Regions from separate parts of the Mus musculus genome. Here region 2 is linked to region 1. Evidence: chromatin loops called from intact Hi-C (ENCODE). Cell type or tissue: heart. All regions are shown on one strand. Each heading gives the region's core, and the rest is flanking DNA. Links, peaks and the distances in the headings are about the cores only. Region 1 holds the start of Baz2a (bromodomain adjacent to zinc finger domain, 2A). Region 2 overlaps Rbms2 (RNA binding motif, single stranded interacting protein 2).

Region 1 (15,796 bases), core at 10,050-12,549:
CCTTAAGAGGCCAAGGCGAGAGGATCAAAACTCAAGGACAGACTGGAGTACACAGTAAGATCTTGTTTCAAAGCAAGAAATCAGTTTATGAATATGCTATATATTGAAAATTAAACATTAGGTATATGCATGAACAGTCTGTACACACTACATAAATACATACAATGCATGCACACGCAAATATACTTACATCATACACATAAATTGCTTTATATGTGTGTAGGCATACATGCCATGGTATATGTGCAGAAGTCAGGATAATTTGGGAAAATCAGGCCTCTCCTTCTACCATGTTCCAGGGATTGATCTCAGTCCTCAGGCCTGGCAGCAGAAGACTTTACTAAAACATCTCAATCAGCCTTCAGAATGCAATTGAGTCTAAAATGTAAACCTTCTGTAGCATTACTGCATAGTCATTCTGAGATTTTATAGTTTTAAATACCAGTACCTTAATCAATTCCATTACAACTAGTACCTTAATTCTAACTAAAAGAAATAAAAGCAACTTGTATTCTATTTAAGTGAGCAGCAAGGTGGAGAGAATGGGTGTGTTTGCTTGTTTCTTGAGTGTGTTTCATGCAACCTAGAGTAGCCTCAACTCAGCAAGGAAAGAAAATATGTCGTTAACAGGCATGTGCCACAAGGCCTAACTCAGGAAAGTTGTCTGTACTAATTTATATCTCATATAGAATATTCCAGCTTCATTCTAAAATTACAGTAAGAGCTGGCAAGATGCTCAACAGATAAAGAAAGATGTTTGCAGGTAAGCCTAATGAGCTGAGTTCAATCCCTGGAACCCACATGGTTGAAAGAGAGGCCTGCACATGCGTGAGCACACACCCACCCACCCACCCACCACTTCTCAGCTTTTTGGCTAAGATCGAGTGTAAAGTAAATAGTAGGCTCTAATCTGCTAAGCACACATGAAAAGACCGCCGTCATCCAGGACGTCCCCGTTACAGGAAAGCCCGTTCTTCAGAGCATGGAGACAAAAGTAAGTATCAAGAGATTAATAATCCTGAGTGAAACAATAAGTAAAACAATAAAACTAAATTTTTGTTTTAGGATGGATTACTTTCAAAGCTTAAGCCACAGAGCAAAGAGAACATGCAATAGCTCACTTCAGAAATCCTGGAAGGAACCAATTCCACTTGACCCGCACTCCTCCTTTTTCCCCCAGTTTTAGGCCGTCACATATCAATCTACTCGGAACAGTATACCCTCAAAGATGGGTCACACTTAATTTCTTTTTTTTTGGTTTTGTTTTGTTATTGAATATACAAAGAAACTTATCCATTCTATCACTCTGAGAAAATACCACATCCGACTTTACAAATTAAGTGCATCTTCTCATCACAGCCATCCCACTCATTTCATTCCTACATACTTGCTATGTGCTGTACAGTCAATGAGCAAAAGAACAGATTCCATGTTCAAATCTTAGCTCTACACTGGCTTCATTGACTTTGGACAAAATACTTAGAAAAAAATTTATTATGCACTTCTACAACTTGTGAGAGTTAAACAAGAAACTTTATATAAAGGCCCTTGTATTAAATGTTTAGTTTGTTTGATAGAGTGTCAGCCCCTGATAATTCAGACTCCTTAGGATTCAGAGACGTCCCCTGCCACAAACCCTAAGTGTTGGGATTAAAGGTATGTCCATAAAGCCCAGCCATGTTAGTTTTTCTTATTAGACAAAGAGTAAAAAGAATGTTTATCTTTTTGTATATGTGCATATGTATTATATATTTATGTAAATATATAAAATTAAAAAAAAATTTTCCCCCAAACAGGGTTTCCCTGTATAGCTTTGAATGTCCTAGATCTTATTCTGTAGACCAGGCTGGCCTCAAACTCAGAAACCCATTTGCCTCTGCCTTCTAACTGCTGGGATCAAAGGCATGAGACACACGCCCAGCTTAAAAGGTACTTACATAACACACACATACAAGCTTTTCGAGATGGGTTTCTCAGTGTAACCCTGACTGTCCTGGTCTTGCAGACCATGCTGGCATCAAACGCAAGAGATCCATCCACCTGCTTCTGCCTCCCAGTGCAGGCACTAAAGGCATGTACCACCAAGCCTGGCTTTTAAAAGGCATGTTTTTAAAACTTATAGTATGATGGGAAATACAAGAGAGATGATGTAGCCAGACTTAATATATAAAACTTAACTCCTGGGCAGTTAGGAGCCCTGACTGCTCTTCCAGAGGTCCTGAGTTCAATTCCCAGCAACCACATGGTGGCTCACAACCATCTGTAATGGGATCTGATGCTGCCCTCCTGGTTTGCCCAAATGTAGTGACCATGTACTCACTCACATACATTGTGTGTGTGTGGGGGGGGGCGGACAAAAACAACTTAACTCCTAGATGTTACAATATAAGAATACAAGAAAGGGCTGGTGAGATGGCTCAGTGGGTAAGAGCACCCGACTGCTCTTCCGAAGGTCTGGAGTTCAAATCCCAGCAACCACATGGTGGCTCACAACCATACGTAACGAGATCTGACTCCCTCTTCTGGAGTGTCTGAAGACAGCTACAGTGTACTTACATATAATCAATAAATAAATCTTAAAAAAAAAAAAAAAAAGAATACAAGAAAATGACAGGCATGGCAGCAAATGCCTTTAATCCCAGTACTTGGAAGGCACAAGCACATGGATCTCCGAGTTTGAGGAGGTCAACTTGGTCTACTTAGCTAGTTCCAGGCCAGCTAGGAATAGTTAGACCCTGGAAAATGTGGGATTACAGGTGAATATTGACATGTCAACTTGCTTCTCAGCATTTAAAAAAACCCTAATGTTATATATATATGTGTGTGTGCACCTAAGTGCATGTGTATGTACACCACACACAGGCCCTTAGGTCAGATGAGGAGCTAGATATCTGGAACTGGAGTTACAGACAGCTATGAGCCACCATATGGTGCTGGGAATAGATCCCAGGTCCTCTTTAAGAGCAATAACGATTGAGGACACAGTGATATAAATGACCCAAGGTAGAGCATCAAGGTTGAGAAACAAGTTGTCCCCATTCTGTCCCACACATCTTGGGAAGCTCCAAGCTTTCTATACTCCCAGTTCCTGACACTGGAGACAGTGGTGACCTTTAAATTTCATACCTTGAGAACTCATCCTCCCAAAGTCAGCTTGTTCCATTAGAGTTCCAGGTGCCAAACTCACATTAAAGGATGCCCTCTTATCTAACCTACTCAAACTTCTTTTGGAACTCAGAATCAGACCAACTAAAACATGTTCTGACTGAGGCTCAATCTCTTGCAAAATGTCCTTTCTTTAACCTCTATTTCCAACTAGAACCCTAAGTGAAGTTGAAGGAAGGTGATGAAATTTTACACTGAGGTAGTAGGAAAGTACTACTCAAAGAAAACTGCATGTCCGGGCAGGTTCTCTACAATCATCTGGATGTTAAGTCTCACCACCATGTTTCCAGAATTTAATTTAACACTAAAGTAGAGAAAGAGCCAAATGATTTACTGCTGAATGTGTGGCGCAGCGTTTTGTTATTACCACTAGAAGATTGGTATAAGCTTATTTTCAGAGAAATATATTCTCTCTCTTTTTTTTTCTTTCTTCCCTCCCTCCCTCCCTTCCTTTCCTTCTTTTTTTTCAGAGATAGGCTCTCTATTTAGCCCTGGCTGTCATGGAACAGCCTATATGTAGACTAGGCTGGACTTAAACTCACAGAGATCCACCTATCTGTTCATCTTAAGTGCTGGAATTAAAGGTGTGTGCTACCACTCACAGCCAGTTTTTCATAGAGATAAAAATTTATACTTGTACCATGTGCACATCTGGTGCCCATGTAGGTCAGCAGAGGACATCAGATGCCCTGAAACTGCTAAAATTAAGAATGATTTTTAGGGGGGTGGAGAGATGGCTCAGTGGTTAAGAGCACTGACTGCTCTTCCGAAGGTCCTGAGTTCAAATCCCAGCAACCACATGATGGCTCACAACCATCTGTAATGAGATTTGACGCCCTCGTCTGGTGTGTCTGAAGACACATATAATAAGTAAATCTTAAAAAAAAAAAAAAAAAAAAGATTTTGAGGGAGCTGGAGAAATGGCTCAGCAGTTAAGAGCACTGACTGCTCTTTCAGAGGTCCTGAGTTCAATTCCCAGCAACCACATAGTGGCTCACAACTATCTGTAATGGGATCTAATGCCCTCTTCTGGTGTATCTGAAGACAGCTACAGTATATTCATATAAATAAAAAATAAAATAATAAAAAAATGATTTTGAACTACCATGTAGGTGCTGGGAATAGAACCCATGTCTTCTTTCTGCAAATGAGCAGAGGTATCTGAAGAGTCCAATAGGTGTTGCACCCATCCCCTGGAGGCAGAGAGAGTTACAGACTATATTGTGAGCTGCCTGAGGTGGGTGCTAGGGTGCTAGAAACTGAACTCAGGTTCTCTTGAAGAGCAGCATGCATGAGCTCTCTCCAGTCCCCCCCCCTTTTAAATTTATTTATTATTATATGTAGGTACACTGTAGCTGCCTTTAGACACACCAGAAGAGGGTGTCATATCTCATTATGGATGGTTGTGAGCTACCATGTGGTTGCTGGGATTTGAACTCAGGTCCTTTGGAAGAGCAGTTAGTGCTCTTAACCGCTGAGCCATCTCTCCAGCCCTCTATTTTGTTTTTAATTCTTTTTTTGAGAGAGCGTCTCACCATATAGCCCTGGCAAGAGTAGAATTCACTATGGAGATCAGGTTGGCCTCAGAAATCTGCCTGCCTCTGTCTGTACCACCATCACAGCCCCCAATTTCATATACATGCCAGAGCTTGTATGTGTCAGTACACGTGTAGATCAGAGGACTTCTAAAACCATTCATCTCTTTTGAAGCAGGGTGCCCAATGATCTTAAGTATACCAATTAGGCTAGACTGGCTGGCCAGTGAGCCTTAGGGGTCTTTCAGTTCTGCCTCCCTAGTGCTAGGTTCACAATCACACAGCACCATGCCTGCCTGACATTTTTACTCGGGTTCTAGGGATCAAATTTGGGTGGCTCATGCCTTTAATCCCAGTACTCAGTCATAGCAGAAGCAGGTGGAAGTTGAAGGTCCGGTCTGTATTTCCTAGAGCCTTCCAAGCTAGCCAGGGCCACACAGTGAGATACTGCCTAAAAAAATTTGCAGGGCGGTGGTGGTGGCACGCCTTTAATCCCAGCACTTGGGAGACAGAAGCAGGCAGATTTCTGAGTTCAAGGAATTTTAGTAGCTGGCCAGTGATGATACACACCTTTTAATTCCAGCAGAGGCAGAGGAAGACATATCTCTGAGTTTAAGTCCAGCTTGGTTTGCATAGTGAGATCCAGGACAGCCAGGGCTACATAGAGAAACCCTGTCTCAGAAAAGAAAAAAAAAAAAAAAGCAAACAAACAAAGGCCCCAAATCTCTTGACTTCTCCTTTCATATACTGCTGTGAACTAAACCCAAGGCTGAGAACTAAACACAAGGATCCTTAATAGACTTGTTAGGTATTCCTTGTAAATAAGATAAAGGAATAGAAAAGTTCTAACAATATTAAAAACTCAATAAACTGAGCTGGAGAGATAGCTCAGTGAAAAGCACTGACTGCTCTGCTAGAGGTCCTGAGTTCAATTCCCAGCAACCACACGGTGGCTCACAACCATCTGTAATGGGATCTACTGTGTGTCTGAAGACAGCTGCAGTGTTCACATACAAATAAAAAATAAAACTTAAAAAAATTGGGAAGAGGCAAGAAGGACAAGTTCAAGGTCATCTTTCGATACATGATCTATTTAGAAACCAGTCTGGATTACATAAGAACCATTCTTTTAAACAACAACAACAACAAAACTAAAGGAATCATATCACATTCTTACACTTCACTGCCAAAGGAAGAGTTTTGTGTAGTGTTTTGATAGAATATACTACCATGTACAAGGTAGGGGAGACAACACAAGACAACACCAAATAGGAAACCGTGGCAGAAGGACTGCCCACTTGGGCTACAGGAGTTGAAAGCCAGCTTGAGCTTGTGTGCTAAAGAGAAAGAATCCCAGGACTAAATCACAGCAGAGGCAGGTAGGGCTCTGTGAACTAAAAGTCAGTCTGGTCTATGCTTCCCAATTTTAAGCTAGCCAGAATCTCACACAATGAGATTATGTCTCAAGCAAACAAACAAACGAAACAGCACTTTATTGACCTATCACCCTAGAGGGGAAAGGGCCCCAAATTTCTTGATTTCTACATTCCTGCTGTGGACTGACCTGAAGGCCCTCTACACACTAGGTAAGAGGCAGATAGATCTCTCTGCATTCAAGGCCAGCCTGGTCTACATGGAGTGTTTCAGGAGAGCTAGGGGTACACAGAAAGACTTACCTGAAACCCTACTGCCGAAATAAGGGGGCGGGGGGGGGGGGAAGAAAAACCCAGAAAACCTCTCTATATCCTAAAATATAAAAACTCACTTTACTGTCTCACTTCACACACAGACAAGATCACACACTATACCAATTAATAACTTTACATCACTCTAAGAGTAGGAGAATAAAAAAGGTTACTACCACCGGGCAGTAGTGGCGCACGCCTTTGATCCCAGCACTCAGGAGGCAGAGGCAGGCGGATTTCTGAATTCAAGGCCAGCCTGGTCTACAGGGTGAGTTCCAGGATAGTCAGGGCTATACAGAGAAACCCTGTCTCGAAAAACCAAAAAAAAAAAAAAAAAAAAAAAAGAGGTGAACCAGGTGTTGGTACACGCCTTTAATCCCAGTGGGGAGTTTGTAGCCAGCCTGGTCTACAGAGTTTCAGGACAGCCAGAGCTACACAGAGAAACCATGTCTTGAAAAACAAAAAAATAAACAAAAAAGAATGTTTTTACCACCAAACTCTTATTTCCACATCTTTTCCCTCTTTTAACTCCAACAAGGAAAATCAATTTCTACAGGCTAAAAACAGGAGAAGTGGTGGGGCTGATGAGGAGACTCAATGGTTAAAGGCACCTACTATCAAAGCTGAATTCAAATCTACATGGTTGGATAGAACTAAATCTTGAAAGTTGTTCTTTAATCTCTACCCACACCCCGTGACAAACATAACTACACCAGTACTATATCTTTTAAATACGAAAACGGTAAAGCATAGCATGTGTGAGACCTTGAATTAAATTCCCAGCGCACACGCACGCACACATAACCAGACAGCTGATATCACTCAGATGCCCTTTACGGTCTTGGTCAGAAGAACCTGCCAGTCAGCATCAGAGAGGCAATGCCCACACACCTGTTTCTGTTTCCAGATTGTCAGCCACCCCACTAAGAGCAATGATTCAATCTTACTTATAAAGATACCATTTTCACAAAAGTTACATAAGCCTGCTCCTACCCTAGATCTTCAATCTATGGACTTATATGCAGACAACAAGTTTCTGATAGAAAAATTGCAATCTTGGAGCTGGAGAGATGGCTCAGTGGTTAAGAACACTGACTGCTCTTCCAGCGGTCCTGAGTTCAATTCCCAGCAACCACATGGTGGCTCACAGCCATCTGTAATGGGATCTGATTTCCTCTTCTGATGTGTCTGATGACATCTACAGTATACTCATATAAGTAAATCTTTAAAAAAAAAAGAAAGAAAGAAAAAGAAAAATCACAATTTCAATGACAGGTGCATGTTTGCAGGGCACTTCAAATGATCTTCACATTTCCATTCTTAGTATTTCAAGTCGTGTCCCTAAGCAAACCCAAATGACAACAAAACAGGATGGAGCCAGGCATGGGGCACACACCTAATCCCATTCTGTGGGAAACAGAGACAAGTACATCTCTGTAAACTCAAGGCCAGCCTGGTCTACATAGAGAACTCCAGGCCAGCTAGGGCTATCTAATGAGACACTGTCTTAGGGGTGGTGGTGGATAGGAAATTTCAAACAAAAAACAAAATGGAGAGATATAGATCATAGTGATATCACTTTATCCTTTAGAGAAAAAAAAAAAATCTCTTGGTTAGACCAGGCAGAGTGGAGTCTGTTCTGTAATCCCAACATCTGAGAGGTAGAAGCAGGATTACTCCCAGCTTAAAGCCAACATAAACTTCAAAAGCTTAGTTCTAGGCCAGTCTGATCCTGGTATAAGAAAAAAACAAAACAAAAAACAAGTCTCTGTGTTGCAATGACAAAGACTTTAAGTCCGGCACTCAAAAGGCTGAGGTAGGTGATCTCGGGAGTATGAGGCCAGCCATGTCTACTCAGGGAGTTCTAGGACCCTGGCTCAAAACAAAAGTTAAAAACAAAACAAAGGGGGCTGGTGAGATGGCTCAGTGGGTAAGAGCACCCGACTGCTCCTCCGAAGGTCAGGAGTTCAAGTCCCAGCAACCACATGGTGGCTCACAACCATCCGTAATGAGATCTGACTCCCTCTTCTGGAGTGTCTGAAGACAGCTACAGTGTACTTACATATAATTAATAAATAAATCTTTTAAAAAAACAAAACAAACAAACAAAAAACCAGGGGGGTGGAGAGATGGCTCAGTCATTAAGAGCACTGACTGCTCTCTTCCAGAGGTCCTGAGTTCAATTCCCAGTGACCACATAGTGACTCACAACCATCTGCAATGGGGTCTGATGCTCTCTTCTGGTGTGTCTGAATGTGAATACATAAAATAAAATAAAGCTCTAAAAAAAAAAAAAAAAAAAATCTCGCCAGGCGTGGTGGCACACACCTTTAATCCCAGCACTCGGGAGGCAGAGGCAGGCGGATTTCTGAGTTTGAGGCCAGCCTGGTCTACAAAGTGAGTTCCAGGACAGCCAGAGCTATACAGAGAAACCCTGTCTCGAAAAAAACAAAAATCTCAGCTGAGCAATGGTGGTACACACACACCCCTTTTTTTAAAATTTAATTTTATTTTTTTCTGCATTGGAGTTTTGCTCATCTGTAGGCCTGTGTGAGGGTGTCAGATCCTCTAGAACTGGTACATAGGGCTGCAGACAGTTGTAAACTGCCATGTGGGAGCTGAGAATTGAACCCCAGTGCTCTGGAAGAGCAGCCAGTGCTCTCATCTGCTGAACCACCTCTCCAGCCCCTGCAGACCAACAATTAAAAATAACAAAAGCACGTTATTTTGGGATGGAGAGATGGCTCCTCAGTTAAGCGCTGTTCTTCCAGAGGACAGGAGTTCAGTCTTCACATTCACAAGACAGTTCACAACTATTTTGTAACCCCAATCCCAGCAATCTAAACCCTGCATCGGGTCTCTATGGGCTGGCTCCAGGCACACCGGTGGTGCACAGGCATACATGCAGCAAAAGACCCATACACATAAAGTACAACAACAAAAATTTTAAGGAAAAAGAAAAAACCCTACCCTTCAAGAAATATTCTTTTGGGGCTGGAGAGATGGCTTAGTGGTTAAGAGCACTGGCTCTCTGCTCAAAGTCCTAAGTTCAATTCCCAGCAACCACATGGTGGCTCACAACCATCTGTAATGGGATCCGATGCCCTCTTCTGGTCTGAAGACTGACAGTATACTCACAAACATAAATGTTTAAAAAGAAGAAAGAAAGGAAGAAAGAAAGCCAGCCAGCCAGCCTTGTATAGACGAAAGTTACATCATGATAGCAAATTCCCCTAATTTGTTCTGTAAAAGGTAAAAAAGTCAACGAGGAGGTTTCCCTGCAGGACTGGACTAAACTCACCACTGAGGAACAAGCTTAACACTCTCGTTAGTAATAATAATCAGTCCCCATCCCTATATACTAATCATAAGTACACATCTTCCCCCTTTCCCTTCTTCCACATCTCATAAGTATCCTTTTCTCCACAAGCTTATTTGCTCCGATGATTTGCAAAAAAGAAAAACTGTCATGCTTAAAAATATTAAGGATCAAGAAAGCCACTCTAATTCCATAAAGATCTCAAGTACTCTTGGCAGCTTTCTACACTCAATCTGCACTGCTTGTTCTGAAGAGTGATCACTGCTCGTGATAACTCACTTTGATTTTCTATGACCTCTAACTTGGTTGGGGCAGGAGTGGGGTCCAGAAGAGACAGTGTACAAAGGAGGACCAAGATCAGTGGGTCAACTATAGTTGACCGACTACTAGATGACAAATGAATACTACAGTGGAAAAAGTCTAACGTTTGGCAGATCCAAGCCTGCCCAGAAGGCTTCAGAAAATGAAACCAAATCAGATTAAAATGGTCATTTCAAAACAACAAGAGACGCAGCATCGAACGCACAGCTGCCATTTCCAGGCCACTTCCTGCGGGAGGCTGGGGGAGGGGCAGTTTGTGTACAGATGGAGGTGGTGGAAGCTATCGCCCCCACCAACACCACTCCCCCCGAAGGATACAAATCCCTCATTCCTGTAAGCTCCACAAAGGATGCCTGCTATTGGCATTGACTTGTGCAAGTCGGGAACGCCGGGAAAGAAAGGGATGATGCGAGAGCACCGTCTCTCTACGGAAACGGGGATCCCCTTTGGAGAGGATTTCCTTGGGAAGGAATCCCTCTTTATTCTTCCCCTCAGTTTTCGGCCCTACTCAAACCAGACGCCAAGTATGAGTTGTATCAACCCCCATCTCTAGAGTCAGGGATTCTCCCGGGGCTCCAGGGCCCCAAGCCAGGCCAGCACGACCGACAGCCAGGCCCTCTCCACGACCCGGAGAACAGAAACCCGAGGCTCTCCGGGGAGTCACCGCGGAGTCACCCCCACTCACCGCGGCCGAAACCCCCATCCGCACGAGCCTCAGGTGTAGCCCACCGTGGGAAGCCCCGCGTCCATCCCCTGCACGCCCGCGACCCCGCCGCCCCAGGAGGTGGAGCCCTCCCGGGGATTCCGCCGCCACTGGATGGGTCTCCACCCCAGCCGAGCCCGACCGCACCGCCACCTCAGGGGGCCTCGTCAGCCGCCACCCGCGCCCGGCCGGGGTCTCCCAACAGCTCCGGCGGCGTCCCAGCGGGGAGAAGTCCCGGTCACCTGAGGCGCCAGCTGCCTGAGGAACTCCCGCGGACACCGGGCGCCCGACCCTCGGCCCCCGGCCGCACACCCAACAAACCTGAGGCGACCGCGTCCAGCCCGGTCGGGGCTCGCTTCTCCCCGGGGGACGGGCGGTTCACATGGCCAGGCTCCGGGCGCCAGGAGGGAGGAGACTCCCGCGGGAGAGGGGTGCAGGGTGCGGGGTCTGGGAGGGGGAAGGGGGTCGCGGTTCAACCGCGGGGCCTGAGCTGAGCCAACATGGCCGGCGGGGGAGGAGTAAACGGAGGGGGCGGGGAAACGGGGCCGGCAGCACCGCCCTCCACCGCCGCGGCCGCCGGGTCCTAGTGCCCGGCCCCGATCCGAATCTGGGTCCTAGCGCCCAGAATCCCTCCCAGCAGTTCCCTGCTTCACCAGCATCTCTTTGAGGGTTGGAGTCTTGCTTCACGCAGGTCAAATTGAAAGGTGAGCCATATCCCAGGATTAACCATAACGGCTAGAACCCATTTCTAGGACCATTTCGGGGCTGTTTATTTCCTCAGCAGGGTGGTGATGAAAAAGTGGAAGTTGATACATAGGGAGCGATTTTACAGGGATGAAAAGGAAGCAGTATACTCACCTATGTCCTGTAGGGACAACCTGGTCCTGCCTGGATCACTGCTTTCCTGGTGTCATCTGCAGGACCTTGGTCGTTGGAGAGAATCCTGCACATGGGGAAAGGAGACTTGGCTCTGGCTCCACACAGTCAAGATCTGAATCTAGCCTAAATGTGGCCAAAGGGTAGAAGATAAGCAGTAAGATAACCAAAAAACTGACCCAAATATTTTTCTGTTCCCATACCTTTTCTTTTTCTTTTTTGGTTTTTCAAGACAGGGTTTCTCTGTGTAGCCCTGGCTTGTCCTGGAACTCACTCGATAGACTCGCCTCGAACTCAGAAATCCGCCTGCCTCTGCCTCTGCCTCCCAAGTACTGGGATCAAAGGTGTGCGCCACCACCGCCCATCTCCCAAACCTTTTCCAACAAGGCTACATGGCTGTGTTCTTTGGAGAACTGGAAGTCTAGACAGGAATTATGGCTTAGCTTTCATCTGAATGTTATTGCAGGGACCCAAGATGGGAAACAGTGTCGTATGTTACAGCTTTTTCTTTTCAGTTCCTACCTCTCACTCACTAGGTGAAGAACTCAAGACCCACAGAAGCTCCCCGACCTGTTCAAAGTCACACAGTAAATAAAATATGACTAGAAGGGAACTGCATTCCCCTTCCTTCCAATTCAAGACTTCTGGCTTCATAATTCCCATTCAAATCAATGAAATGTAGTTTTAGAATGTAAACAATTGCCTAAACTACGCAAAGCTAAGTCTGAAGACTTAGAAAGAGCGACACACAGAAACAAGATTCTGGCTGGTTTTGAGGGGTCAACAAATACATTTTTCTCTGGGGGATCCCAAGAGCTTGGAAATCTGGGTGTGGACAGAGTCTGATTGAACCAAACCCGCAGTCTAACGCCAATGTCTTTACCCCAGACAGGGATTCTGAGTGTGGGAGATGCTTTACCCACCCATCATTATAAAAAGTTCAGATAGGTTTCAAAAGGAAGATCTCTTTAAGATAAGCCAAAAATGTGGGCTCAGCACATGGTTCCTCTCCCTCAACAGAGCTAAGTAGATTACTAAGGGAAGGAGGAGACAGAACAAAATCTCTCTCCCCTGTCAAAATGAGTTTATAAAGTCAGTCACGGCAACCTACGCCTGTAATTCATTCCTACACTGAAGAGGCATAGAGGAGAGGATCGCCCTGTGAGCTCAAGGCCAGCTCGGTCTACAAATCCAGTTCCAGACTAGTCAGGACTTCATTGTGAGACTTTGTCTGGAAAAAACACAAAAGGACAAAGGTCGCCTGGGGGGATACACCTTATCTTTCCAAAAGCCCACTAACCTCCACGCCCTGGAGAAAGGAGAAGTAAACTTAGGCCAAAAAAAAAGTGTGGCCGGGTGTGGTGGCGCACGCCTTTAAATCCCAGCACTTGGGAGGGGAAGGCAGGTGGATTTCTGAGTTCCAGGACAGCCAGGACTATACAGAAAAACCCTGTCTCAAAAAACAAACAAACAAAAATGTGTAACCCCACCACCACCAAGAAAAAAAAAAAAAGCTTAGGTTGGAACTGGCACCTAAGGGCAGGAGAGGGAAGAGACAGATTTAGAGGAAAGCTGGTATCTTTCTGTCCTCTCCTTTTTCCAGGGCAGATGACTCTTCCTACTTCCCACCCGGGGCTAACCAGTTTGAGACAGGGCACGCAGAGGAGGAGCCTGCGCCAGTCAGACGTCCGTGACCACGCCCCTTCGCTTCATCACCACACACCCACACACACCCACCGCTGGCTCCGGAAGAGCCGGTTACTCCTGTGCCCCACTGTTCCCACCCCTTCCGAGCCCCAGGCCTAGTAACCTCGGCTACTTTTAGGCCCAAACCCTGCCCTGAGCCAGTAAAGAAAGAGGTAAGATAGAAGACCACCAGATATTAGAAGAGGAAAAACAGGGCATAATACGTTTTTTCATCTGGTACAGAAGGGCTCCTATCGCTTTATCCCACCTAGGCTGCGATCTTCCCTACTCTCTGAAGGATAAAGGTGGGCAGGGAATACGCCCCAAAGCTTTTTACTTTTTGCCGGGTGCCTTAACATACAACACTTGTGACCTGCCCCCCACCCCCATGCCAAATCTGAACGCAAAAAAGCGGACTTGATCCCATGTGTCCCCAAACATTTGTCAATCCCCATAACAATGTGGCTGGTTAGCCAACAAGCCTCCCTTCAAGAAGCTACTCCAAAGAGAAAGGGGCCAACGGTCATTTTATTAGCAACCTGTGAGAAGAGTGTCTGGGGAACAGACTGAACCTCCCACAAAACAAGCCAGAGGATGATGAGACGTGAAGTGGCGATAAACACCTGCCACCGCCTTCTCACCCTCCAAGTTCCTGCTGTACCTCCCTGTCTCTGGGTCAGCTGTCATTGTGCCAGCCACTCTGGAGCCAGATGGCTGGGGCTATGAGATGGTGGTATGCATCCTAGCTGTACCTTCCCTTTCCTCTTCAAGACACTCCAAGCATCCAACCTTAAGCACTACAGGACACACACACTGCGCCCTTCCCAGCACCTTTAGTTGTGACTCAGAGTAGTATAAGACAAACCCTGACACCCATTCTACTAATTCTGGAGGCAGGGGCACTAGAGAAGGAGCTCGGGGCTCAGCTGGATGGAAAGAGTATTTCCTATTGAAGGTAGGGTAATTATAAAGACCTCCCACTCCATGACTGAACCGATCTTGCCTTAGCCACAGCTCTTGGCCCTGTAGCAATTCCCATTGGTTCCTTTTCGGCACTCAGGTTCGGAGGAGACAATCTCACCGTATTTTGGTAAGGTTAGGTTCTCTCATAATATGCCAAAAAGATTGTAACCCCTCCCCTTCTCCAAGTGGGTCTGCGCCCCTCGGATTTAGTCTCCAAATTCCCCAACGGACAGCTGGGCATATGATAGGCATATAAGACAGTGACATCTCGGGGTTTTTGTTTGTTTTGTTTTCTGGAGTAACCTGAAATAGAGAAGGTTGGGCTTCCTTTGCCTTACCCAGCACCCCCAATCCCTTAGAGACTTAGCCCCAGTCTTGTTCTGCCGCAACAGCCGCTGAAGCGGAGTATCACAAGGTTCCCGCAGCGCCGCTGCCCCCGGCGCCCGGACTAGGGGGAGGGGCCAGCTCCAGCGGGGCCGAGCGCCCTTCCCACCGAGATCAGGGGGCGGTGCTCGGGTCCGACCCCAAACTCGGCAAGAAAAGCTTTAGGTGAGACTTAGCTGAACTTGAAGGGTGAGCGGAGCAGGGCGGACAGCGCCCGTAACGTGCGTCGTACCCCCCGCCCCCCGCACTACCAGGAGAGGGGTTGGGGTGGCGGTTATCTCCCCCCCCCTCCGGGGTTAGGATGGCGTGGGAAAGCGCTAGTTCCAGAGAAGAGGAGGCGAAACCCAGACCGCGGGAGAGCTTTCTGGCGAGGGAGGCGCGGGGGAGGGGAGATCCAGGGCCGGAATAGGAGGGGTTCCCGGGAGAGGATGGCGGAGAGGCGTGAGAAGCCTCCGGATCCCGGGCGCAGAGGACAGGGGAGGAACGGGCGAGGAGGCAGGGCGGGGGAGAGAGCAAGGGCAGCGGGCGCAGGGAAGGTCAGAGCTTGGATCCCAGGGGAGGAAGCGGCTGCGGGGACGCCCTGCCCTGGACCCCGGGCCTGGAGGCGGATGCCGGGCCTCACCTGAAGCAGGGCCGGGCCGGGCGGCGGCGGCGGCGCAGGTGGCCGAGCCGGGCGGCGGCGCCTCCTCCCCCAGCCCGAGGCCGGCGGCGGAGGGGGGGGGGGCGGCGCTTAAAGGGGCAGGAGCCACCCGGGTGAGGACGAGCGCTCAGGGACGGCTGTCGCGAAGGCTCCGCTGGGGGAGGGGACGGCGGGTGGCGTCTCCTAGGGGCCAGAACCAGGAAGGATCCCAGATGCAGGAAAAGACAGAAACTTCTGCGGCGTAGTTGGGGACAGCGGTGGGTCTGAACTGGAGTACTTGAAGAGCTCTTTTTGCCGGCACGGGGCGCCCAGCTAAGACTTATTCACAAAGGAGGCTGGAGAGACAGTGGGAGCCACAAAGATTCAAGGAGGCCTAGGAGAGCAGGAGAGGGAACTCAAGGCCGAGAGCATGTCGGGGTCACGCACAGCGCCCTGCTAGGTAAACAGGCTTCTCCCGGCCCTATCCGTACTACAGCTGTACAAATCTGGAATCAGGAAACCACAGAGGCAAAACGCTCT
Region 2 (15,796 bases), core at 7,048-9,547, 53 kb before region 1:
GGGTGGGGCACAGAGATGAATCTTGAACCTAGGTTCTTGCACAGCTCATATTAGGTAAGGTCTCTGCTACTGAACTAAATCTCCAGCCATTAAAGGACAAGGAATGGTTTATTCTAAGCCTTGAGATGGGGGTCTCATATAAGCCAGGTTGGCTTTGAACTTCTGATCCTGCTGCCTTCGATTCCCAAGTGTTAGGATTATAGGTGTAAACCAGCATTCCTCTTCTTTGCCTATTTTTAAATCTTATTCAAGACTGGATTTAAGCACGTTTTAGAAATAGACTTCTTGTTTTATAAATAGAGGCTCATAGTTGGTGAAAGTCATTGACAGCTCCAGGTTAGAGAGACGGCAGTAGACAAGTATAGACTCGGGAGCCATGTGACACAGGTTAAAATTAAGAGTCTGGGCCTTGGGAACTCAGTAGCTAAAGCACTTGTCATGCAAGTGTGAGGACCCAGAACCCAAGTCCGCTGGGCTCTCCAGCTCTCTTTGCAATCCCAGGCCTCCACTGGCCACCTGGTCTGGCGAGTGAGGCAGGAAACAAGAAAGAGACCCTGCCTCAAGAAGGGTGAGGCCCGAGCCCTGAGGTTGTCCTCAATCTCCACATACCTGAAAAGGCACATAAGGCACATAAGCACCCACACTCAACAGGCATGCATGCATGAACACACATCACACATACTCACAATGCTCCACATTCACTGTGTAACCTTGAGGTTAAAGGAGGTGTCTTCGTTAGGGTTTTACTGCTGTGAACAGACACCATGACCAAGGCAACTCTTATAAGGACAACATTTAATTGGGGCTGGCTTACAGGTTTAGAGGTTCAGTCCATTATCATCAAGGTGGGAGCATGGCAGTAGCCAGACAGGCATGGTGCAGGAGGGGCTGAGAGTGCTACATCTTCACCTGAAGGCTCCTAGCAGAATACTAACTTCCAGGAAGCTAGGATGAGGGTCTTAAAGCCCACTTCAACTAGGCCACACCTACTAATAGTGCCACTCTCTGGGCAGAGTATATACAAACCATCACAGGAGGATTGAGGCCAGCCTGGCATATACTGTGGGCACATCTCAAATTTTTTAAGAAAGCAGAGGGCCAGCAAGTGGCTCAGCCGGTATTGGTGTCTGCCCGGTGAACCCTGTGTGATTCCCCAGGATCCACAATGCAGAAGCAAAGAACCAAGTTACCCTCTGACCTCTGTTAAAAGCTAAATTAAAATTAAAACCTAAAAGCAGAAGAGGTAATGTAAACACAAGAACACAGCCGGGCATGGTGGCGCACGCCTTTAATCCTTGCACTTGGGAGGCAGAGGCAGGTGGATTTCTGAGTTCGAGGCCAGCCTGGTCTACAAAGTGAGTTCCAGGACAGCCAGGGCTATACAGAGAAACCCTGTCTCGAAAAACCAAAAAAAAAAAAAAAAAAAAAAGAAAGACAAGGCAGAGCCTGATGGCACATGCATGTATTCCCAGCCCTTGGGGGGCTGAGCAGAAGGATCATGAGGTATAGGGTTTAGTATCTTAGTATTCTATCTTAGGTTTTAATTTTTAATTAAAAACTATTAATAGCCGGGCGTGGTGGCGCACGCCTTTAATCCCAGCACTCGGGAGGCAGAGGCAGGCGGATTTCTGAGTTCGAGGCCAGCCTGGTCTACAAAGTGTGTTCCAGAACAGCCAGGGCTATACAGAGAAACCCTGTCTCGGAAAACCAAAAAAAAAAAAAAACTATTAATGTGTATGTGTGTACAATGAAGAGGGGTACACAAGCTACAGTATGCATGTGGAGATCATAGGACAAAGGTTCTCTTCCCCTGCCTTTATTTGGGTTTGAACTCAGGTTGCAGGATGTAGTGAGTGTCCTTACCTACTGGGCCAGTTCACCTGATTCAGCATTTACTTAATCGTTTTTAAAGATTTGTTTGTTTATTTATTTTTTTAATTTTTATTTTTTATTAGGTATTTTCTTCATTTACATTTCAAATGCTATCCCAAAAGTTCCCTATACCCTCCCCTCCACCCTGCTCCCCTACCCACCCACTCCCACTTCTTGGCCCTGGCATTTCCCCTGTACTGGGGCATATAAAGTTTGCAATACCAAGGGGCCTCTCTTCCCAATGATGGCCGACTAGGCCATCTTCTGATACATATGCAGCTAGAGACACGAGCTCCGGGGGTAATGGTTAGTTCATACTGTTGTTTCACCTATATTATTTGTTTATTTTATGTATATGAGTTCACTATAGCTGTACAGATGGTTGTGAGTTTTCATGTGGTTGTTGGGAATTGAATTTCGTAGGACCTCGCTCACACTGGTTGGCCCTGCTCACTCTGGTCAACCCCACTTGCTTAGTCCCTGCCTGCTCTGGTCCAAAATTGATTGATTGATTGATTGATTGATTTCCGAGACAGGGTTTCTCTGTGTAGTTTTGTCTGTCCTGGAGCTCACTCTGTAGACCAGGCTGGCCTTGAAACCAGAAATCCACCTGCCTCTGCCTCCCAAGTGCTGGGATTAAAGGCGTGTACCACCACCGCCCAGCCCAAAGATTTATTTATTACTATAAATAAATACACTATAGCTGTCTTCAGATGCACCAAAAGAAGGCATCCCATCTCATTATGGGTGGTTGTGAGCCACCTCGTGGTTGCTGGGATTTGAACTCAGGACCTTCGGAAGAGTAGTCAGTACTCTTACCCGCTGAGCCACTTCGCCAGCCCCTACTTAATTGTTTTTAATAGAATATATTAACTATGCAGAAGAATTTCATTTTTACTTTTTTTTAGGACAGTGTCTGTCTGTCTGTCTGTCTGTCTGTCTGTCTGTCTGACAGACAGACAGGTAGCTCTGGCTGTCCTGGAACTCACTCTGTAGACCAAGCCAGCCTTGAACTCAGCGATTCGCCAACCTCTGCATCCCCTGTCCTGGCCCCTGGCTCTCTATGACATTTCGTACATCTGTATGATGCATTTCTATCACACACACAGATCTGTTACCAGCAGTCCCTTCCCTCCTCTCCGCTGTCCCCCTTTCTATTCTATGTGTCCCCCTGAGCTTCACTAGGGCTATTTATGAGAGTGTGGGTAGAGTTTGTTTATAGACTCATGCGCACTTTACCCGTTGGTATCCCACTAAAGAAAATGTCTGCATTAGCCGTCAGCATTTACCCTCTTCTGAACTCTCTGTTCTTGTCCTTTCAAGGGAAAATGTAGACGTCTTTTTCAAAACCTCTCCCAGGAATTGCTTATTGCTTCATGTTCTTTTAACCACTTCGCTTGGATCCTTGTTAGCACATACTTTTCTTTCTTAAGACTTATTTATTTATTTTATTTATTTGAGTACATTGTAGCTGTCTTCAGACACACCAGAAGAAGGTATCAGATCTCATTACAGATGGTTGTTGGCCACCATGTGGTTGCTGGGAAATGAATTCAGGACCCCCAAGAGCAGTCAGTGCTCTTAACCGCTGGAGCCATCTCTCCAGTCCCCATACTTTTCTTTCTTTCATCTATTTTTATTTCATATGCATTGATGTTTTGCCTGCATGCATGTCTGTGTGAAGGGTGTTGGGTCCCCTGGAAACTCTTTGTGGGCGTGTGTTTAAATACATTATGGGCAGACATAGTTGGGCACTCAGCCAGTGAGGCTGGCCCAGGAGGAGTCTGAGGTCACCCTGGGATAGCTCACATGGGCTTATATGAGTAGTATGGACTACAAAGACACTCAAACAAGCAGAGATTCGCAGAAGAGGCTCAGGCCAACCCATCTGCCTGGAAAAGACACTCCCCAACCTACTGAGCTGTCTTCAGGTTGTGCAGTGTGCCTCAGGTGTCCAGCTTTCTGGACACCTATGCTGGGGTGTTATGGCTGTCTTTATTCGTTTCTGCTTCTGTAAGTAGCCCCTCGCTCATATTTCTGCATGTAACCCCCCCCCAAAAAAAAAAACACCTCACTGGTTTACCAAGTCGAATTTCGAAAGTTGAAGGCCTGCTTAGGCAACATAGTTCATGCCTCAAGCTAAAAAGTAAAAAGGACTGAAGATGTAGCCCTTCCCTAACATACAGCCAAGGCCTGGGTTCAATCCGCAGCACCACACAAATCAGAAGGCATTGTGAGATATTCCACCTGTTCTTTTAATCGTTCCTCACGGGGTCAGTCAGTACTCACATGGAGTGGGCAATTTAATAATTCACTGAATGACTGAAATAGCCCAGAGGGTCTCATGAGCAATTAGTGGGGAATCTGTTACTGCACAGAGAATGTGAACCTTCCCTTTTTTTGGAAGTATTATGACTGGAACACAAGCAAAAATAGTTATGTTGCACAACCTAGAGGCCACTAGCTTCGGGACATATCGTATGGATCGTTCATATGCAGGTTGCCATCATAATTATAAAGTCAGGTCACTTGGGTGAATCTGTGAGACTGTAGGTTTAAAGAATATGATAATATATTCTATAAGTTGATTTCTCTCATCTTCACAAATACCTATGCCTGCTATGAACCAGGAACTATGGCTTCACATATGGGAAGGCTTTTCTCTTGCCCTAGTGGTTAATAATGAAGTTAAGGGCCTCAGGTTGACAATGAATTTGGTGACAAATGAGTGGCTACCAGAGCTTTGAATTGTAACCAGGTGTGGTTGCATACATAAGCAATCTCAGCATTGAGGAAATGAAGCCAGAGGTGTTAAAAAACTAGCCTGAGATATATGGGGTCTTTAAACAGGAAACAACACAAGGATTTTTGAATCATATGGGTTTAGTTTAGGGTGTAGAGCAAACTATAGCTCTTTGGTATTCTTCCCACTTCCTCTAAGAGTATTCAGTTTCCTAGTCGCTCACACATGCAGCCTCGTTTTCTCTAACCTATTAGGTGAACATACTTGGTTTGTGTCATCTTTCTGGGAAGTCAATTACTTAGGGGATTTCTCGGTGTTTTGTCTCTTGGACTCTCTTTTATTGTTTGCTTTTTACCATGTAGCCTTGGCTGGCCTGGAGCTTACATTGTACATCAGGCTGTCCTGAAACTCAGAGATCCTCCTGCTTCTGCCTCCAAAGTACTGGTATTAAAGGCTTGTGACACCACAGCAGGGCGTTTTTGTTTGTTTGAGAGGGGGTCTCTCTGAACCTAGAGCCTGAGCCTGGATTTGGCTAGCCTGGCTGGCCAGTGAACTCACCTGTCTCTGTCTTCCTGTGTTGGGATTACCGATGTGTGTCACCCAGCTTTCTGCATGGTTGCTAAGGGTCTAAACTCAGGTCCTCCTGCTTAGATGATAAGCCCTTTATAGCTGAGCCATCTCCCCAGCCCCAACATTTCTCCTTACTATCCAAGTTTGCAACAATGTTCAACTACCTATAAGTATCATGTGGGACTCTTTTCTGTTGCTGCTTGAATATTTTTGTGATTACATTTATTTTTATCCTTTATGGTTTCATAAGTTCTGGACTTGAGAGGCAGACATTAAATTAACCATGTTCTGCAACATATTTATGATTACAAACATCCTGCTATACTACAGGGCACCCTTTTCCCAAACAGGGTTATTGTATTCTTATTACTCCTGGCTGATAGGTAAGATAGCTATGCATTCTATTCTTTTATAGTAGAGGAATTCTTATGGATTTTATAATTATTTAATTTTGTTTGTTTGTTTGTTTTCAAAACAGGGTTTCTCTGTGTACCCCTGGCTGTCCTGACACTCTCTCTGTAGATCAGGCTGCCTTCAAACTCACATAGATCCACTTCCCTCTGCCTTACAAGGGCTGGGATTAGAGGTGGGATTAAAGGTACCACCAATGCTCTGCTAAATAATTTATTGTGTGCATTTGTGCATTCAATTGTGTGCACATGTGAGTGTGTATGGGCATGCACAGTGCACATGTGGAAGTCAGAGGACAACTTCTAGGAGTCTATTTTTCTTTCTTCCTTTCTCTCTCTCTTTCTCTCTTTCTTTCTTTCTTTCTTTCTTTCTTTCTTTCTTTCTTTCTTTCTTTCTCTCTCTCTCTCTCTCTCTCTCTTTCTTTCTTTCTTTCTTTCTTTCAAAGATTTATTTATTATTATATCTAAGTACACTGTAGCTGTCTTCAGATGCACCAGAAGACGGTGTCAGATCTCATTACAGATGGCTGTGAGCCACCATGTGGTTGCTGGGATTTGAACTCAGGACCTCTGGAAGAGCAGTCAGTGCTCTTAACTGCTGAGCCACCTCTCCAGCCCAGGAGTCTGTTCTTTACCCCCATGTGCATCAAACTCTGCTCATTACGTTTGGTGGTAAGCACTTTATGCATTGAGCCAGTGAGATGACCTATCTTCTTATTCTTTTTAACTGCTTTACTCCCCTTTGAGTTCATTGCTGTTAATGTTTTGTATCTATTTCCAGGATGTCTTCTTCAGTCTCTAGTGTGTAAATGCACAGTCTCTCTGACCTTCTGATCTTCGTGTCTCCCTGCAGCTATATGTGGCTCAGCAAATGGCACCTCCAAGTCCAAGGAATAGCACCCCCAACAGCAGCGGCGGAGGCGGCGGCGGGAGTGGTGGGAACGACCAGCTGAGCAAAACCAACCTGTATATCCGAGGACTGCAGCCAGGCACCACTGACCAGGACCTTGTCAAGCTCTGTCAGCCGTGAGTTGCAGCCCCAATACAGAGGCTTCCAGGGATAGCACGGATTCCCAGGCGCTGGCTTCTTGCCACATGCTCTTAGGGAGAATTGCAATAGTATTACACTTCTACCCCACAGTCACAGGCACATTCCAGGGCGCTCACGTGCCGCTCTTTTGAGTTTTGTTGTTTTGAGTCAGCATCTCATGGATCCTAGCCTGGTTTCAGATAAGATCAATGTAAGGGAGAAAGGGTTTCTTTGCGCTCAGAGCTTGATCTTCTCCTGGGAAGTCCAGGTGAAGGAGCTTGAGGAAGCTGGTCATGTCACATCCATGAAAGGGAAACGGCTGCTTGCTGCTGTGGCTCAACTCCCTTTCTGCATTTCCTAGTCCTGGATTCCAGCCCAGGACCTCAGTGCCACAGTGGTTAAGGCCCTCACAGGCATGCTAGGTGCCTGTCTCCCAGGTACCTCAGATTCTGTCAAACTGATAATTACCACTGACCCTGACATAGTTTGACAGAAATATCCCCTTCATCTCCATGGGGTGAATGTATTTTTTTAAAGCAGGGTATCATGCAGTCCAGGTTGGACTTGAACTCCTTGTCCTTCTGTGTCTACCTCTGGGGGTAAAGGCATTTCCCACCCTACCTGGCTATAGCAGCTTTTTATTTTATTCATTCATTTTAATTTCTAATCCATCTTTATTTGTATGCATGTTTATGTGCTTGTGTGAGTTTATGTGCACCATATGTATCTGCAGCCGGAGGGCATCAGATGCTCTGGAACTGGAGTTATAAGCAGGTGTGAGCCACTTAATGTGGATGCTGGGAATTGAACCCAGGTCCTCTGGAAGAGTAGCCAGGGAGTGCTCTTCACTGCTGAGCTATCTCTCCATCTGTTCTTGTTTGTTTATTGAGTCGTCCATTCTGTTGTTGAAAGTATTTGTATTGTTGCCAGTCTATGGCTATTATGAATGCAAACTGTATGACAGAAACTTACCCCTTGGTGTGCGTGCATGCCTGTGTCAAAATCAATCAAAGAAGCAGGGCTATAGTGGCGCCCAACTTTAATCCCAGCACTTGGGAAGCAGAGAAGACAGGTGGATCTCTGAGTTCTAGGCCAGCCTGGTCTGCAGATGGAGCTACGGGACTACACAGAGAAACCTAATCTCAGAAATAAAATAAAATAATAAAATAAAATAAAGGAAGAAACAAACCAGTCAAACAAAAATGTTGGAGTAAGTGCAGGGAGAAGGCATGGGTTGGGTGGAGCCTGATAGAGGAGAGGGAGGGGCCCAGCCTATCTGAGAAGGGCGGGCTCTCCTGCTCAGAAGGACTTCCTGCCAGTGTCCCCGGGATCTCTTCCTGGGTTGCTGGATCCCAAACTCTGGTGGGCCGGAAGGGGAGGTGTGGCCTGGGACTAGAACTTCTGGTTCTCTGGAAGGGGCTCCTGTGGAGGAGGAAGCAGCACTGACCCAGCTGTTGCCAGCTGCAGTGGAAACTCTAGCTCAAAGTCTCAGGCTGCTGGGCTGCAGCAGGCTCCACCCTGGGGCCTTGATGGGGATAGCAGCTCGAGTGTCCTCTGGCCGACAGTCATTCCTTATGACTCTTTGCCTCAAAAGACCCAAGGACCACCAGTCCCCGCCTCCTTTTTCTTTTCTTTCTTTCTTTTTTTTTTCTCTCAGCCTCCAGGGCATTCTCCAGCTTATTTTGTCTAATCCTCTGGGTTCCGAAGCTGCACTGAAAAAGCTGAAGGGAGAGAGGCAGCCAGGGGCAAAAACAAACTAATCAGGCATCCATGTTCTTTAGGAATAAGAGGATAGATTTTTTTTTAATGCTTTCTGGAATATTAATCTCAAATTTAGTTTCTGCCAACTGTTTCTCTTCAGCCCTTGAATTTCTGACTTTGTTCAGGGCTGCTGTTCTGTCTCTGACATTTTCACACTTCTGGGATACTTTTTCCTTGTAGGATACTTCTGACCCAAGATCTGTACTGCTTCATGACTAGAGCTCTGCCAGCTGTCCAGGCCTCTGCTGCCAACAGGGTTTTCCAAAAAGCTGGAAAACACAAATCTCATCAAATACAAAGTGAAAACTTGTCACAGACTAATTTAACTCATTCCTAAAGGAGACAAGATGGAAAAACCAGGTCAAAGAGCACGAGGAGATACTTGTTGGCACTGAAATGTTGGGATAAGGTTGCCGTGATGAGGCCAGAACATAGGAAGCCACGGGACTTGTCTGAGATCAGTTGTACTAGAAAGTAGCAGAGTTAGGATTTGAGCCGAAGACATTTGGATCAGGCTGGCCTCATCAAGGGACCAGTAGAGCCTTGGGTGTAGGGGTCAGAGGAAGCATTGTCGTGATGATGATTTAAAGATTTATTTATGTATATGAGTACACTGTAACTGTCTTCACACCAGAAGAGGGCATTGGATCTCATTACAGATGGTTTGAGCCACCATGTGGTTGCTGGGAATTGAACTCAGGACCTCCAGAAGAGCAGTCAGTACTCTTAACCACTGAGCCATCTCTCCAGCCCCTTATTATTTTTAAGATGGTCATCTTTAATTGTATTATTTATGAGTGTGAATATTTTGCCTGCATGTATGTCTGTGCACTGTGTGCATGCATGCATAGTGCCCACAAGACAGTTATGAGCCACCATGCGGGTACTGAGAATCAAAACCAGGTCCTAGTGTACTTAGCTGCTGAGTCATCTTTTTGGGTTTATTTTTATTATTTTTAATAGGATGAATGGTGTTTGTCTAAAAGAAAAGTAGAATCAAGAATTATTTTTGCGAGCCGGGCGTGGTGGCGCACGCCTTTAATCCCAGCACTTGGGAGGCAGAGGCAGGCGGATTTCTGAGTTTGAGGCCGGCCTGCTCTACAGAGTGAGTTCCAGGATAGTCAGGGCTACACGGAGAAACCCAGTCTCAAAAAAAAAAAAATTATTTTTGCTAGGTGGGTGGTGGTTGTGTATACCTTTAATCCCAGCAGAGGCAGGTGGATCTCTGGGAGTTTGAGGATAGCCTGGCCTACAGAGTGAGTTTCAGGACAGCTAGTGCTACAGAGAGAATCAGGACAGCTAGTGCTACAGAGAGAAACCCTGTCTTGAAAAACTGAAGGAAAAAGAAAAGGTTATTTCTGATCCTCAAGGAATCCCAACAGAGCTCTCAGCCTTCAGACACAGGCTTTATGTGTGGGCCAAGCTTCTTTCCCCAAAAGTGTCTTAAAATGGACAAATGTGTTGGTATTGTAAGAGCTGCAGTCACTTTCAGGTGGTGCCTTTGTGGGGTTAGGGTTATATTAAGGACACTGTGACAGCTGACCTTATCGAGGATCACTATAGTGACTTTTCCCTTTGTGAGGACAATATCCCTGACAAACAGCAATTTCAGTGAAGAAGACTTTGTGTTAGCCACACTTTGAGGGGAACATACAGATCATCATGGTGGGTAGGATCTGTGGCAAGAGATGGTCACACTGATGTCAACAAAGTAAAGGGCAGCCAGGGAGGTCCAGGCTGTAAAATCCCTGTGACCCATTCACTCCAATGAGGCTGTACCCCTTACAACAATGTCAGCAGCTGGGGACCAGTCCTCAGCCTCGGGACATATGGGGACATTTCCAATGAAAACCACACCAGCCCTTGAGATTACTGAAGTACACATCCAGGTGTGCCGGGGTCGATAAAAGGAAGCAGGGAGATCTTCCATGAATATAGGCCGGAAGAGAAGGGGAAATAGATGTTTATATCCCCCTCCCTCCTTTCCCCATGCTAGGAGCAGTGCTTCATCCTCTCTGCTGTGCTGGACTGAAACCATGAGCCAAAATCAAAGTGTTTGTTTGGTCATTTTGTCGCAGGGATGAAAATTAACACAGTAGTTTGTTTTGTTTGTTTGTTTTTAGACAAAGCTATATAATCCTTATTGTCCTAGAACTCATTATATAGACCAGGCTAGCCTGGTTCACCTGCCTCTGCTCCTGAGCAGAGGGATCAAAGGTGCCCGCCACTACTTACTGCACAAGTAGCATTTTAAATTGACTAAGGGTTTTTTTGTTTTGTTTTGTTTTTTGTTTTTTTTTGTTTTTTTTGTTTTTTTTTTTTGTTTTTTTTGAGACAGGGTTTCTCTGTGTAGCCCTGGCTGTCCTGGAACTCACTCTGTAGACCAGGCTGGCCTTGAACTCGCCTGCCTCTGCCTCCTGAGTGCTGGGATTAAAGGCATGCGCCACAACGCCAGGCTGGGTTTTTACTTTGTTTCCATGTAATGACTAGAAAAACTAGCGGAGAAAGAAAGGGCTTGGAGTAATCTAGATGATGCCTTAATCTCTATCCTGGCTGTCCTGGAACTCACTCTGTAGACCAGGCTGGCCTCTGATTCACCTCTGCACCTCTGCCTCTACCTCCTGAGTGCTTGGTTCAAAGGTGTATGCTACTGCACCTGGCTCTTCTCTCTGCAGTTTGTAAGCCCCGCCCCGAACAGCCCCCACCCCCACCCCCCCCCAATCACAGATCATCACCTTGTGTTTTCCTTTTCCTTAGGTATGGCAAGATTGTCTCCACTAAGGCCATCCTGGACAAGACCACAAACAAGTGCAAAGGTGAGAGAGAGACCAGCTGCTCTCTGCACCTCTGTCTCCTCCTGCTGGGAGGCTGGGCAGACAGCACCTGGGAGGGGCTGGGAGGTTTGGGGCCTAAAGACCAACATGTATTTAGACTCACTGGTGGCTCGAGAGCTAGAGCTGAAAATACTGTTAGGGGCAGTGCTGGCAGAAGGAAGGAAGGCTGTGTGGTGTGCCATCCCTTCTCAGCTCCCTCTGGGTGAAGTGTCTTTCCCCAGGTGGGAAGGTGCTGGGAGAAGTTTCTCAAGGTCTATGTAAACACCTTTTCTAGGATTTGGGGGAACTGCCCAGTAGGTGTTCTTTTTCCGATGCTGAATAGTTGGGGGTGAGAGGGAGGGCGGCCGGGGGGGGGGGGGGTCAGGGGGGTGAGGGGGCGTGTGTGTGTGTGTGTGTGTGTGTGTGTGTGTGTTGGACATCTCTGAGAAGGGCAGCTTCCATCTGGTACCAGCTTGCTGTGCTGTATTCCTCCCTCCCTAGATTTCTGGGGGCTTTCTGCAGAGGAGCTGGAGGGCCTTTAGACATGCATGAGGGTATAGGATTTAAAACCAGGTCTGAAGCTCTAGGTTCTTTCTTAATGAGGAGAAAGGCAGAATGCCAACCACAAGGTGTTCTCATGTCCCTGGGCGTCCTTAGCCACAGAGTGGGTCTGAGCTCTGGTGAGGGGTCCCATGGACAACTCTCAGTCTCCCTTCCCCCCCAGCCCCCACTCCATCATTTACATAGTCCATACCTCTTCTTCTGTCTCCTGAAAAGCCTAGGCCTCCCACCTCTCTTATACCTCCCACCTCCCGTGACGTGACGCTGTTTCCCTTCCAGGCTATGGCTTTGTGGACTTCGACAGTCCGTCATCAGCACAGAAAGCTGTAACTGCACTGAAAGCCAGTGGTGTGCAGGCACAAATGGCAAAGGTAGGGTAGTGCCCACCCCCTCCCCAGCCCCATCTGCCTCTCCAGGGATTACAGTCAGCAGCAAAGTGCCAGTTTCAGCTATGTCGGAATGTTGAGGAAAGTGAAATTGATGAGCAAGAATTGTCTACAGTGCTCAAGTGTGTGAGTGTGTGTGTGCATGTGCGAGTGTGTGGTGTTTGTGTGTGTGTGCGCGAGTATGTGTGTGTGTGTGTGCATGTGTGTGCGTGTGTGTGTGTGTGTGTGTGTGTGAGTGTGTGTGTGTGTGTGTGCATGTGCATATGTGTGTGTGTTCATGTGCACAGCAGTGTGGAGCCACCTGATGTGAGTGATGGTGATTGAACTCAGGTCCTTGCCATCTCTCACCCTCTGCAGTGCTTTCTGGTAGCATCTGGACACAGGCATGACAGGCCAGGGTCCACCTGAGCTGCTAGAGAAGACTGTGCAGTGTGTGGCAAGCAGGAGAGCCAGGCCTCTCGGCACTCCACCCTGGCCCCACTTTCCTAGGACAGATGGTTCTAGTTTTGCAACATTCTCTGAAGCCCAATTGTGCAACTTAGGTTCTGAAGAGTGCTTTCCATGACCTGCCACTGCTCCCGTGGGACAGGGAGTGAGCTGGGGAAGGGGCTGAGGGAAAGGGAGGAAGCTACAGCAAGAAAGGAAGAGAACTGTACCTTCTGCTTTGATTTCCCTAGAGATGAAAATGTTGTATGCTCACTCTCCCCCATGTCAGTCTCTAGAAAGCTAGAAGCCTTTCTGAAATCCTTTCAACCATACTGAGGCACCTTGAATACTCTGAAGAGGCTGATAAGGGTAGAGTTACAGTGGGTTGTACATCACCATGAGGTGCTAGGAATTGAACTCAAGATCTCTCAGAGAGCAGCCAGTGCTTTTAACCATCGCTCTAGCCCCAACATAGCCATTCTTTTCTCTAAAGGTTAAAGGGGAAATGAAGCTGGGTGTGATGTCTCAAGTCATTCCAGCACTTGGGAGGCAAAGATAGTGAGAGTTTGTTTTAGGCCAGCCTGGGCTACAGAGTAAGACCTTGCTTGTCTCAAAAGAGAAAAGGAGAAAGAGAAGAGGAGGAGGAGGAAGAGGAAAAGGAAAAGGAGGGAGAGGAGGAGGAAGAGGAGAGAAGGGCAGGAGGTGAGTGGATTGGAGAGAGTACACTGGCTGTTCTTCCAAAGGTCCTGGGGTCAATTTCCAGTACCCACCCCGGTACCTTAAAGGCATCTTAACTCTAGTTCCAGGGAAGTGCCCTCTTTTGGTCTTTCTGGATGCTTATATGCACACCATACACAGACATACATACAGGCAAAAACAAAAAACAAACAAACAAACAAAACCACCCATAGATGTAAAGTAAAAAATAAATTTTAGGTGGAAAAAAAAGGGAAAGAAACGGAAGTTGAAAGTGGGATTAAGGTTGCTGAAAAGGACTGACTAAAGCAGTGTAATGATTGACAGGCTTGAAAACAGCTCTGGAGTGGGTGTTGTGCACACACCTGTGATCCCAGCACTTGGGAAGGAGACAGAAGGATCAGGAATTCAAAATCAAGCCCTTAGGCAGAACTGTCATTGAGCCCTCCAGGAACCTCCACCCTGCCCCTAGTGCAGCCTCTCCCTGGGGCTCCCAAACACCTTTGGGGTAAATCACTGCACAGCACACCCTGCCCTTTCTGTTTCCTTCCTGCTGCCCTCCCTGCTTCCCTCCCATCCGCCAGTGACCAGGTAGCCCCCTTAGCCGAGTCTGCTGTGGCAGAAGAGAGGGAGAGAAATCATTCTGAACTGTGGAGTTGACAAGTCAGGAGAAAGGAATCTAACCTCAGGGCCAGGCTGCAGGGCAAGAGGAAAACTTGTTCTGCCTGCTTCTTAAAGAGACAGCTGGTAGGTGGCTTGTGTTACTGGATTGTACAGCAGTAGACGTGGTAAATATTATAATCTCTCTTCCTGGACTAGGTGTGTAGTACACGGTGACAGTTCTGGGTATTACAAACAGAAGGTTCTCTGTGTTTGGATCCCCCCCTTAATGCTTCTCTTCTCAAATGTTATTCTGTGCATGAGGGCTGAGGATGGGATGGGGAGCAAGATGTGAGCCTCAGTTTTCACCTTCGTGTCCATAGCAACAGGAGCAAGACCCTACAAACTTATACATCTCAAACCTCCCTCTGTCAATGGACGAGCAGGAACTGGAGGGGATGCTGAAGCCCTTTGGCCAGGTCATCTCTACTCGGATCCTTCGAGACACTAGTGGGGCCAGCAGAGGGGTCGGCTTTGCAAGGTAAGGGATGACTGAGAGTGGCTAGCAAGAAATAACTTAGGAAACAACACATACACACACAGATGCACATACAGATGCGCACAGACACACACGCACAGAATCACACACAGACACACACAAATACACACAGAGATACACACATACATACACATATAGACACATAGGCGTACACACACACACACAGTGCCCTTCCCCTGAACTAGACCAAAATAATTGTCAAAAATACCTAATAAGCCGGGTGTGGTAGCACACGCCTTTAATCCCAGCACTTGGGAGGCAGAGGCAGGCGGATTTCTGAGTTCGAGGCCAGCCTGGTGAGTTTTGAGACAGGGTTTCTCTGTCTTGAAAAACCAAAAAAACCCCAAAACAAACAAACCTAATAAGAGGCAGCAAAGTAGCTCAGCAGGTAAAAGTGCTTGACAGCAAACCTGGTGACCTGAGTTTGATCCCTGGAGCCCAGACGGTAGAAGGAAAAACTGACCCCAGAAGGTGGTCCTCTGACCTTCACATGTGCGGCAGCTTCTGCACATACATAATACATACATGAATGCAAGTTGTCTAAACCCTTGGTAGTAAATCGTGTGTGTGTGTGTGTGTGTGTGTGTGTGTGTGTGTGTGTTGAATATTAAACTAAGGGCCTGGCACATAACAAAAACTGCCTGCAATCCTCCTGCCTCTGCCTCCCAGACGCTGGGATTCTAGGCATGCTCCACCACGCCTCACCTCATGGATGTCCTTCGGCTTCCTTTCCCATTGCCTCTGCTAACCTAGCTTTTGTTCGTCCGATTCTGTGCCCTTACAGCTGACCATTCCCACTCCACACCTCATTTAAACTCTGTCAGGCCTGGACCTAGTCCTCAGATCAGTAGGATGAAGTGGAAGATTTGCTATGCTCTCTGGATCTTCAGGGAGACTTCTATCCTAGAACAACCTGTGCAGTGGCTGCCCTGTGTTGTAGGACATTGCTGAGCTTTAGCGTTCTCTGTGGAGTTTGATTACCCAGATCTCTCCTTCTCTAGGCTGCCCTCTCCTGGGCTCATGTGTCATGGAGCTTCACCTGATCTTAGCCTACCTAAAAATGACTTACTTTTTTAAAAAAGATTTTGCTTGGGTGCTTACATGGTTGATCAGCACGTAAAGATGCTTGCTGTTGAAGCCTGCCAACATGTTTGACCCCCCCCCACCACTCACATGACTACACACACATACTGATGTTTTTATAAAAAGACAAAGAAAGTGGGGGGGGGAGTTATGTTCTATGGAGGTATAGTCAGGTATGGGGGGGAGGGGGTACCTTGGTGGGCCCATGCTGAGGCATCCCTTCCCCCTGAGGGAGCAACCACATGATGGTATAGTAATAGAGTTTATTAAGGGCATGGGAGGGGGG

What was found. A loop is a pair of places that touch in the nucleus more often than their neighbours do. Peaks named below come from ENCODE experiments on the same cell type or tissue, not always from the same donor. Only the 100,000 strongest peaks of a DNase experiment are listed, where the experiment ranks them.
Region 2: it touches region 1 in a loop (2.8-fold over the local background); 11 of 42 quality-filtered maps call a loop at or near these places.

Annotation. Positions count from the first base shown.
Region 1 is chr10:128,092,314-128,108,109 of GRCm38, reverse strand. Baz2a (bromodomain adjacent to zinc finger domain, 2A) reads right to left here and starts at 15,327. Exons shown (of 30, transcript NM_054078.2): 1 at 15,260-15,327; 2 at 11,587-11,671. In heart, for the core only: a CTCF peak has its summit at 11,384; DNase peaks (open chromatin) are centred at 10,319, 10,759 and 11,179; H3K4me3 peaks cover 1,669 bases; H3K27ac peaks cover 1,654 bases.
Region 2 is chr10:128,142,008-128,157,803 of GRCm38, reverse strand. It overlaps Rbms2 (RNA binding motif, single stranded interacting protein 2), which reads left to right. Exons shown (of 13, transcript NM_019711.2): 2 at 6,449-6,621; 3 at 11,144-11,202; 4 at 12,040-12,131; 5 at 14,252-14,409. Among named protein-coding and RNA genes, the nearest start is that of Gm51821, 24 kb to the right of the region's middle. In heart, for the core only: a CTCF peak has its summit at 8,133; DNase peaks (open chromatin) are centred at 8,013 and 8,733; H3K4me3 peaks cover 653 bases; H3K27ac peaks cover 1,109 bases.